Linked DNA regions of Mus musculus: region 1 is linked to region 2. Evidence: chromatin contacts called from ENCODE Hi-C or POLR2A ChIA-PET data. All regions are on one chromosome and are shown on one strand. The core of a region is the stretch at or near the end of the contact, and the rest is flanking DNA. Distances in the headings are between cores, read along the strand shown. Region 1 holds the start of Mpv17l (Mpv17 transgene, kidney disease mutant-like). Region 2 holds the start of Pdxdc1 (pyridoxal-dependent decarboxylase domain containing 1).

What was found. Hi-C counts contacts between places; a loop is a spot of excess contacts on that map. ChIA-PET counts read pairs that join two places held with the same protein, here RNA polymerase II (POLR2A).
Region 1: a loop to region 2 is called in a map of left cerebral cortex, with 8 times the contacts of the local background. The contact joins the promoter of Mpv17l here to the promoter of Pdxdc1 in region 2. A Hi-C loop is called at or near these places in 1 of 37 maps with a recorded cell type or tissue (left cerebral cortex). POLR2A ChIA-PET finds 5 or more read pairs at or near these places in 2 of 5 experiments (Patski and embryonic stem cell).

Annotation. Positions count from the first base shown.
Region 1 is chr16:13,939,049-13,943,744 of GRCm38, forward strand. It overlaps Mpv17l (Mpv17 transgene, kidney disease mutant-like), which reads left to right and starts at 1,617. Exons shown (of 4, transcript NM_033564.3): 1 at 1,617-1,975. The coding sequence starts at 1,666.
Region 2 is chr16:13,900,302-13,904,629 of GRCm38, forward strand. It overlaps Pdxdc1 (pyridoxal-dependent decarboxylase domain containing 1), which reads right to left and starts at 2,844. Exons shown (of 23, transcript NM_053181.3): 1 at 2,614-2,844. The coding sequence starts at 2,634. It also overlaps a transcript of Mpv17l not described here.

The DNA of each region.
Region 1 (4,696 bases), core at 367-2,866, 38 kb after region 2:
GGAGACAATTCAGCTTATAAAAAATGACTTATAATTAGTGACAATCCTTGAGAGAATTGGTCTATGGTTCAGGTTGAAGACCTAAGGAAACACTATAGCAGTCCAGCTTTGGTTGTTGGATGAGAGAAAGTGACTTCCCACATCAGCTTAAGTAAGATTGGCATGTAAACTGGGAGATTGTATTGCACCCCTACATTTTTCCTTGTTTTGATAATCATACTACACTTATGTAAGATGCCACACTTGGGGAGGACCAAGCAAAGAGCATATGGTAGCTGAACACTGTGGCCCAAGCCTGTAACTTTAGCTCTTAGGAAGCAGCAGCAGAAGGAGGATTAGGAATTTGAGGCTAGCCTGGGCAATGTGAGCTCTGACTCAAACAAAACAAAACAAGTAAGATTATATGGGAATTATTTGTATATTTTTATTTTCTGTTTTTTGTTTTGTTTTGTTTGTTTGTTTTGAAATTGGGTCTTGTTTTATAGCCTAGAGTGGGCAATTTGCCTTAAACTCTGGGCAATTTGCCTCAGCACTCCTCCCTTCCAAGTGTAGGGATGAGAGGGTATGTCTCACATCTGGCTTCCTTTGTATAATTTTCCTACATTTTCCCTGAGTCTGAAAATATTTCAAAATTCAAGCACCGAGTTGGTGAAGGGGTTTAGTAGCCTGACATCCTCAATTCAGTCCCCAGGACTTTACATAGTGGAAAGAGAGAAATAAAAATTGTCCTCTGATCTCCACACCCCCAACACACAGAGAGAGAGGGGGGGGGGAGAGGGAGAGAGGGAGAGATTGAGAGAATGTAAGTAATTGAAATAGGCAGGAGAGATGACTCAGTGGTTGAGAGTACTAGTTGCTCTTCCAGAGGACCCAGGTTTAATTCCCAGCACTCACATGGCAGCTAATGATGGTATGTAACTTTGTGGGCACTTAGTATGGTAAGTGATATACAGACAAAACACCTATACACATAAAGTAAAATTTAATGAATATTTAAAAATAAATAGAAAATATCTTTTTAAAGGTACTAGATTTTTTAAAAAAATAAAAACTACAGTGAACAAACAAGACAGAGGGGAGTGTTGGAAGAGAGGCTGGCTATCACAGAAGGAGGGTAAGGCAGAAAAAGACATGGAGAAAATGAGTTGCACAAGGTCAGAGCTTCTGCCTGCTCCCCAAATGCTCACCCTTGCCCCTGGAACTGACACCATGGGTCTCCAAGCCTGTTTTGGGATGTCAGGGGTCACGAAGACACAAGCTGGAGGGCAGAATAGGCACATCCAGCAGTAATTCATTCTTCTGACATCGGCCTATAGTGACCCAGTAAGATGATGTATTGTGTGCTAAAAGAATGATTCTCTGTATGCCAGCATCTCCAGTACATTGACACTTTGGAGCTAGCTTGCTTTCTTACTTTTTATTGCGGTAGTGGGGAACCGATGCCATGCTAGGCAGTCTGTTTTCTGAATGTCTCTCCTGGAAATTTCATGGAAATTGTCACATCCCGGTGGACGCCGTACATCACCACAGAAGCTCCGCCCTCTCGGTGGCCAGCTGTCACTGGATTGGACCAGCGGGTTGGGTGTGCAGAGGGAGGTCCAATCGCTCTGGCGCTTGAAATGCATGCAGTCAGGTGTGCAGGCCCTGAGGGCACCCGGGGCAGGTATGGCGAGCTGGTGGCGCGCGTTTCCACAGGCAGCACGGCGCTATCCGTGGCCCACTAACGTGCTGCTCTACGCCGGGCTCTTCTCGGCGGGTGATGCCCTGCAGCAGCGACTGCGGGGAGGCCCAGCCGACTGGCGCCAGACGCGTCGCGTGGCCACTCTGGCCGTGACCTTCCACGGAAACTTCAACTACGTGTGGCTGCGCCTACTGGAGCGCGCCCTGCCAGGCCGCGCGCCGCGCACGGTCCTGGCCAAGGTGCTATGCGATCAGACTGTCGGAGGGCCGATAGCCCTCTCTGCCTTCTACGTCGGTGAGGGGCCAGGGCCGGGCACTGGAGGCCAGGCAGGAGGCTCGGGAGTGGGGGTGGGTGCGGGGAACGGGGAGACCGGAGATCTAAAGCCACTGGGGCTAAGGCAGGAGGTGACAACTCTGCGGCCCGGGAATTAAGGCTGAAAGGAAGTTCTGAAGCAGCGATCGGAGGTCTGGACATTGGAGGACTTGAGGTTTCCAGAAGGAAGAATTTGGGGGCCGCTGGCCGGGGAACTGGAGATGCCAAGTGCCAGGGATTCAGAGGGTTGGTGTCCGAGCTGAGAGGCTGAGGTTGACAGAGTTCAGGAGGGAGAGGTCACTTTTCCTCCAGAAAGAAGCATCTTCAAGAGACCCTAGCTTAGCCCCATAGCAGCTCCATCCCTAGACTCCACCTGTTCTAGAAAAAGCCACACCTGAGGCTCTGCGGCCAGCACATTAACTCAAAAGTGATGGGATCGGTGGTGACTCTGGGGGCAGAGTGGGTGAAATATGCGATTACAGAAGTCATTTCCAGGGTCTTAGTCTTGCTTGAGCAACAAGATTTCCCTGGGGTGGGGTCACACAGAGAATGGGAGGGGGTGGTGTACCTATGAGGAAGCTGTTTTCAAGCCGGGCTGGATGAGCTGGCTTTGGGAATCTTTTCTGCCTGGTTTACTGAGAACAACAAAGGGTCTCTTGGTTTTTGTCTCCTTAGCAATTTCTGTATCCTAAAAGGCAGTGGCAGCTGGGGAGGGCCACTCCGTGTTTGGAGAGTCTTTTCCAGGGACTGTCATTGGGGATGGTAGATCACCAGCAACTGAGCCTAAAGCCTCCCTCCGGCCTCAAGCTGTGCCAACTGAACTATATTTGCAGTCTTTAGTTCGTTTTTAATTCTGAGACAGGGGCTCACTGAGTTGCTCAGGCTGGTCTTGAATTTGTGATTCTCCCACTTAAATCTCCCAAGTTGTTGGGGTGACATTCTTGACCCACCAGGCTCAGCTTGTTAATGTCTTCTAAAACCGAATAAAGGTAGGCGAACCATCTAGAAGAAACTTACCCTCCTCTGGGAGGTATTATAGGGAGTTTGTATTAACTTCCTTTCCTTCTATAACCCACAGGAAACATCAAAGACCTGGTGGCCTGTTATAGTCTCAGCTAATGCCATGGCTAAGGTCAGTGAAGTTAGAATAGACAACCAGAGAGCAAGAGGCTTTTTCTGATTTGCCCAAGCTCTGTGCCTTGTTCTCTCGAGCGATCTCTCAGCCAGCTTTGCAAACACATCCCAGTGCTTACTGTAGCTTGGTGCAGTGATGAGGGGGTTAGGAGCCAGGACTTAAGACTTGATGGGCTAGATTCCGATTTAATCTTTGAGCTACCATTTGTTGGATACTCTCACAATTCCCATGTCAGATAATGAGAACACAGGCATGGAGGGCTTGGAAGTTCACCAGAAGACAGCATGATCCAGACTTTTAGCCATGTTCTTCATCTTGGTATAGATAGTGATTGTGTGTATGATTACTCTGAGATTAGATAACAGTGCTGTCCCAGGGAGTGGGGGATGCCTAGCATGAAGGCCTGAGGCCTTCTCATCTATCACCTGTCTAGATTGTTGCTGTGTCTTACTGTCAGATTTCTGGTTCAGTCTCCTCTGCTTCTTGAAGGGGAACATGGGTGTGTGAGCTGAAAGTTTAAGGTGCTACTTGAAAATTGATAGTCAAATCTGTCAGATCTGTGTGACACAAGCCCTGTGTCAGATCTGCCTTGGGAAATGATGGATTAAAGAATGGGTCACCTGGCCGGGTTCTTGCTGTTAGCATCCCTGAACACTTTATTTTTAGACAAAGTAAGTCATGCTTTGTATTGCAGTCTGGCCTTGAGCTCACGATGCTCCTCCTGCTTCAGTCTTTTGAGTGTTAATTTTGTAGGACCGCTATGACTAGCTAGCTGTCTTTTTCTCCTTTTTTTTTTTTTTTTTTTTTTTTTTTTTTTTTTTTTGAGACAGGGTTTCTCTGTGTAGTCCTGGCTGTCCTGGAACTCACTTTGTAGACCAGGCTGGCCTCGAACTCAGAAATCCGCCTGCCTCTGCCTCCCGAGTGCCGGGATTAAAGGCGTGCGTCACCACTCCCAGCTTCTTTTTCTCCTTTTATTAAGTCTTCTCATCTCAGGAAATTGTTAGGAGGGTCAAATGATGTGATACATATAAGTGCTTAGCATTTACCTGGGTAAGGCCATCAGAGTACTGCTTACAGTATTTGCTCGGTTTTGTTTTCAGTCTTGTTCTAAGGATCTCCTGCAATTGACTAATAACACTTATCCTGTGCCCTGCCCACACCCCCAATCAGGGCTATCAGAGAATGTTTACACTGTCTTTTATAAGTAAGGCTTTGGCTCTGTTTCTTGGATGTCAAACTCTGATTAGAATATACTGATAGGACATGTGTAGTTGCTAGAATGTTCAGGATCCTTTATTTTTTTTAAAGGAATGAGGTTAGTGTGGGAGGTTGGCAGTGTAGCTCAGGGTGGGTTTACCATGCTTGGGCCCTGGGTTTAATCTCAGCACAAATAAAAAAGAAAACAAGAAAAGAACAAAAGAAAGGAAGAAGAAAAAGGAAAAAAATTTTTTTTCTTTTTTTCAAAATTGGGAGCAGGACTGCAGCTTAGTTGGCAGAGTGCTTTTTTTAGCAACTGGGCTCCACCCCCAGCAGCATGGAGCTGGGCATAGTGGTTCCAACCTGCAGTC
Region 2 (4,328 bases), core at 1,594-4,093:
TTTGATAAAGGGAGATATATAAAGTGATTCTACTGAGTAATGATCATGTGTAGTATGTACTACACCCTAGAGCAGCAGTCCCCACCTTCCTAATATTGCTACCCTTTAATACACTTCCTCATGGTGTAGTGATCCCAACCATAAAATTATTTCATTGCTACTTCATAACTATAATTTTGCTAGTTATAAATAATAATGTAAATATCTGATATGTAAGATATCTGATATATGATTCCTGTGGGAGGTCACAACCCACAGGGTGAGAACTGCTGTACTAGAGGAAAAGATATTGAACTTTCAGAGGATGAATAGCAAATAACACTGTGGTTCTATAAAGTATGCATGGATCAGATGAAGTGGGATCACTCAGAACTACTCAAATAGCTCTCAGTTTTATATTAAAATGTAGAATCTAGCCCAAATTAGCCTAATCCTCAAAGAAACTGGACAATAGACATAATTTAGTGTTTCACTTCAAACTATTTCTCAGAACACGAAGTCATCTAAATTAATATTACAGAAATTATTCGCTATATTTAAAGTTTTCTATTACTTCATGGAATATAAAAATAAGAGCCCTAGCTTTTTTTTTTTTTTTTTTTTTTTTTTTTTTTTTTAAAAACAGGGTTTCTCTGTGTAACCCTGGCTGTCCCTCACTTTGTAGACCATATCGACCTCAAACTCAAAAATCTGCCTGCCTCTGCCTCCCCAAATGCTGGGACTAAATTGTGTACCACCACCTGGCTGAGCCCTAGCTTTTAAAACAAAACATTTATAATTTTCACACTGGCCTAAGGCAGCAACTTTCAGCCCACATATTATGAATTCCTCAAAGTTCAATGCAATTAAAGTTCCATCCTAATGCATGCTGGAGTTTCAGTACCTCCTTAGATTTTCTTTGGAGGGCTTAAAATATTTTACCATCACTTAATATACAGAAACATACCATTTACACTAGAGTTCCTACCCACTTTTAGTTTTCAGATACTCTCAAAGGAAAGATCATCTTTGTTCTTTCAGGTTTCTAATGAAATGACTTAAAGCCTTGTAAAGAAATGGGAAACAGAATATTTTCAGCATCATTTTGTATTCAGCTACTGGAGTTACACACACAATCTCAACTAGTTCTCTGAGCTTCTGAATCGCTGATCGTTTCCCGATGTGCAGAATTAGCCTGTGCAACAGAGAATACTCGAAAGTATGCTTGGGTTCTTCTTACTAGGCCCCAGCAGTACCTCCCTTGTACTCCCAGGACTCTAGTTTAAAACACCTCCAAAAGCTGCTAAATGTCCCTGGGGAACAAACCTAACCCAAAGTTGAGAATCGCCATTCCAAGTGAAGCTCATGGTACCAAAAAGTCGACACTATGCTCGTCAGAAGAATCAAGGAAAAAAAACATCTTTTTCTCTGATTGCTTTCCACCCAATTTATACTTGAAATAGCCGAGGAGCAAGATATGCCACTGTGTGCACATGAAGACATCTGGCTTAATTTCTACAATTACTGCTTTCAACAAGTCCTGTAATATCAGCAGTTTGGGAGGCAGAGGCAGGAGGATCACTTTAAGTTCGAGACCAGCCTAGTCTACAGAGAGTTACAGAAGAGCCAGGGTTACTTTCACAAAACCGGGGACTGAACAAGGAGAGATTGAAGAAGGGGGCGAGGGTTGGTGGGGAGGATGGAAGGAAGGATTGATTTCACTTGTAGGGAAAGCTAGGTTTTTACATCATACCGGATAAGCAGAATTTCGAGAAGGGACAGAGAGAAAAGACTGGGAGGACAGAACGTTAGGCACTGAAAGCACAGTCCATGAAGAAACCCAAGGACCTGTTTGTTCTCAATAGCCAGCCCTTAGATGGGAACAATTAGAGTCTATTTAACATGCCCGAGTAGGTAGCCAGATCCATCAAGCTGCTGTTGCCCCAAGGGGTGAGCAGGGCTAGACACAGGTTCCCATGGACTTGGAATTGACCTGAAGTCCTCTCATGATTCTCACTCAGAAAGAGGAACCCAAACGTAGTGAGACCAGCTGGGACCACCTCCTCTTCCCAGCCCCCAAATAAACTCACCAGTTACAGAATACCCAACCCTTTCTGGATACCAGGGGTTCTAGTCTGGGGTTTGCTTGCTACAGCATCGGAATCACGTGGGGAAACTTCTTAAACTCTACAAACTGAGTTCCCGCCCACCCGAGCTTGAGACCCGAGGCTGCAAAGCCATGTTTTCACCAAGGTCCCCAGGTGATTCCTACGCCCGCCAAAAGTTACAATTTGTCTCCTAACTTGGAAAGCACTGAACATCTGTGGCTTTTGCAGGGGCCTCCGCGACAACTAGGACTTCTTCCCGTACGCTTCTGGGGCCCACACCGATTGCTCCTGTCACCCTACAGGACCAGCGCGGGTTCAGGCCGGGTCCTACGCCGAGCCTCGGTAAAGCCAAAGCCGGCTCCGACAGCGCCGGGCCCACCTCCCCTCAGCCACCGGGCCCCGTGACGTGGCCCGGCCCGGCCCGGCCCGGCCGCCCTCCTCCAACGAGACTCCTTAGTCCTACGGGGAAACCAGTCGCCCCGGTGGCGAAGACCCGGGACCACAGCGCCGCCCGCTCCTTCCGTACCTTCTCCAGGGACGCGTCCATGGCTGAGGCGTCCGGTGCTGGGCCCGCGGTGCTGGGCACTACTTCCGCCTCCCGCGGCCCGCAGCGGTTTCCACGCTGGCAGCGCTGACGTCCTCCCCGCCCGCAGCCGGCGGGGCGGAGAGGAGGAGGAGCTGCCCCGCAGCGCGGCCCGCAGGTATCCTGCGGCTTGCTGAAGGCGGGGCTAGGCCCGTCGGGTGGGCGGGGCCTCCCGGGGCGGGGCCTTCTAGGCTTCCGTACTTGGGCGTCACGCCGGCCGGTCCTAACGCTGCTTGGTGGCAAGAACCCCGTCTATAGGGCGGTCCAACTTGAAGCCTGTGACGACCGTCGCAATGAGATATCCACCAGGTAAAATACTATCGACTCAGCTGCACGGCCCAAGCCAGGCTTTCAAGTCCTCCGCCGTCAACACCGGTCAGGAATGGAGTAGTTATTTACCTTAGCAGCCTAAGACCAGCGCTCACCCTTGCGCATGCGCGGGATGATGTATTTTGTCAGCTCTTTCCTCAGAAGTCCAGACAGAAAGGAATTCGAGGCCGCTGTTCTGGCGTCCTCCCTCATGTCACAATGATGGCTTGTCGGAGGATGGGTAATAATAATGATAATAGTAGGTCTGTTGCCTTTCCATTTTATATCAGAGCAGAAATTTGATATGGAGGTCATTATTATCCGTTTTAGGTTTAGTCCCTTGCAGCCCGGCAGTACACCTCATTATTCCCGCTTCACACCCGCTAGGTGGGGGTAGTGCGTTTTTAGTGAGTAAGAGCCCGTGGGATTTGTTTCCTACATTGCTCCACTACTGATGGGTAGGTGAAATGGGATCTTACCACCATTGTGGTCAGTGAAACTTCCTGCACAGAAGTCTGATGATGCTAAAAACCACAAAGCTATCCCTACCCTCTCTATTTCTTATGCAGCATGCTCCCCCAAACCCCCAGGTTGGGTCGGGTTGTCAGTGTAGTAATTATCTGCAGGCGGTCTCTACTTTGTATTTGGATAAATGGCCTGCTTGTGTTGTTAACATTTCCTAGCAAAGAAATCGTGTGTGCTGCTTTTGAGTGACTCTCCAGTTAACTGGAAAAAAAAAAAAAAAGTGATGAAATAGTGCCTTTTTTTTTTTTTTCCTTTCTTTTTTGGTTTTTCGAGACACGGTTTCTCTGTACAGCCCTGGCTGTCCTGGAACTCACTCTGTAGACCAGGCTGGCCTCGAACTCAGAAATCCGCCTGCCTCTGCCTCCTGAGTGTTGGGATTAAAGGAGTATGCCACCACGCCTGGCTTGAAATGGTGCCTTTCAAAGACTGAAAACTGATGTGCTCCTGCTTGAACAAAACAATGTGTTATGAAAATTTCCAAACCTGTAGAAAGGACAAAAGAATTTCGGTGAACAGTCATGTGCCCATTAGCTAGATTAGTTGCTATTTTCTTCTTTTTTTTTATCACATGTGTATTCAGATAACTATCCATCAATATTTGTGCTGGTACATTACAACTCTGAACACTTCAATATTATTAAAGACTTATTTTTTTTAGGCAGAGGTACAAGAAGTGTCTCCTCCTCCACCTCATGATTTGGAGGCTAGACTAGGAGAGATGCCGAAGTCCAAAACAACTTGGCTTGGTGACTCCAAACCAAACAGCTAAGGTGCTGATGGTAATGGTGGTTGCCACTAAGTCTGATGGACAGGGAGAACCATCT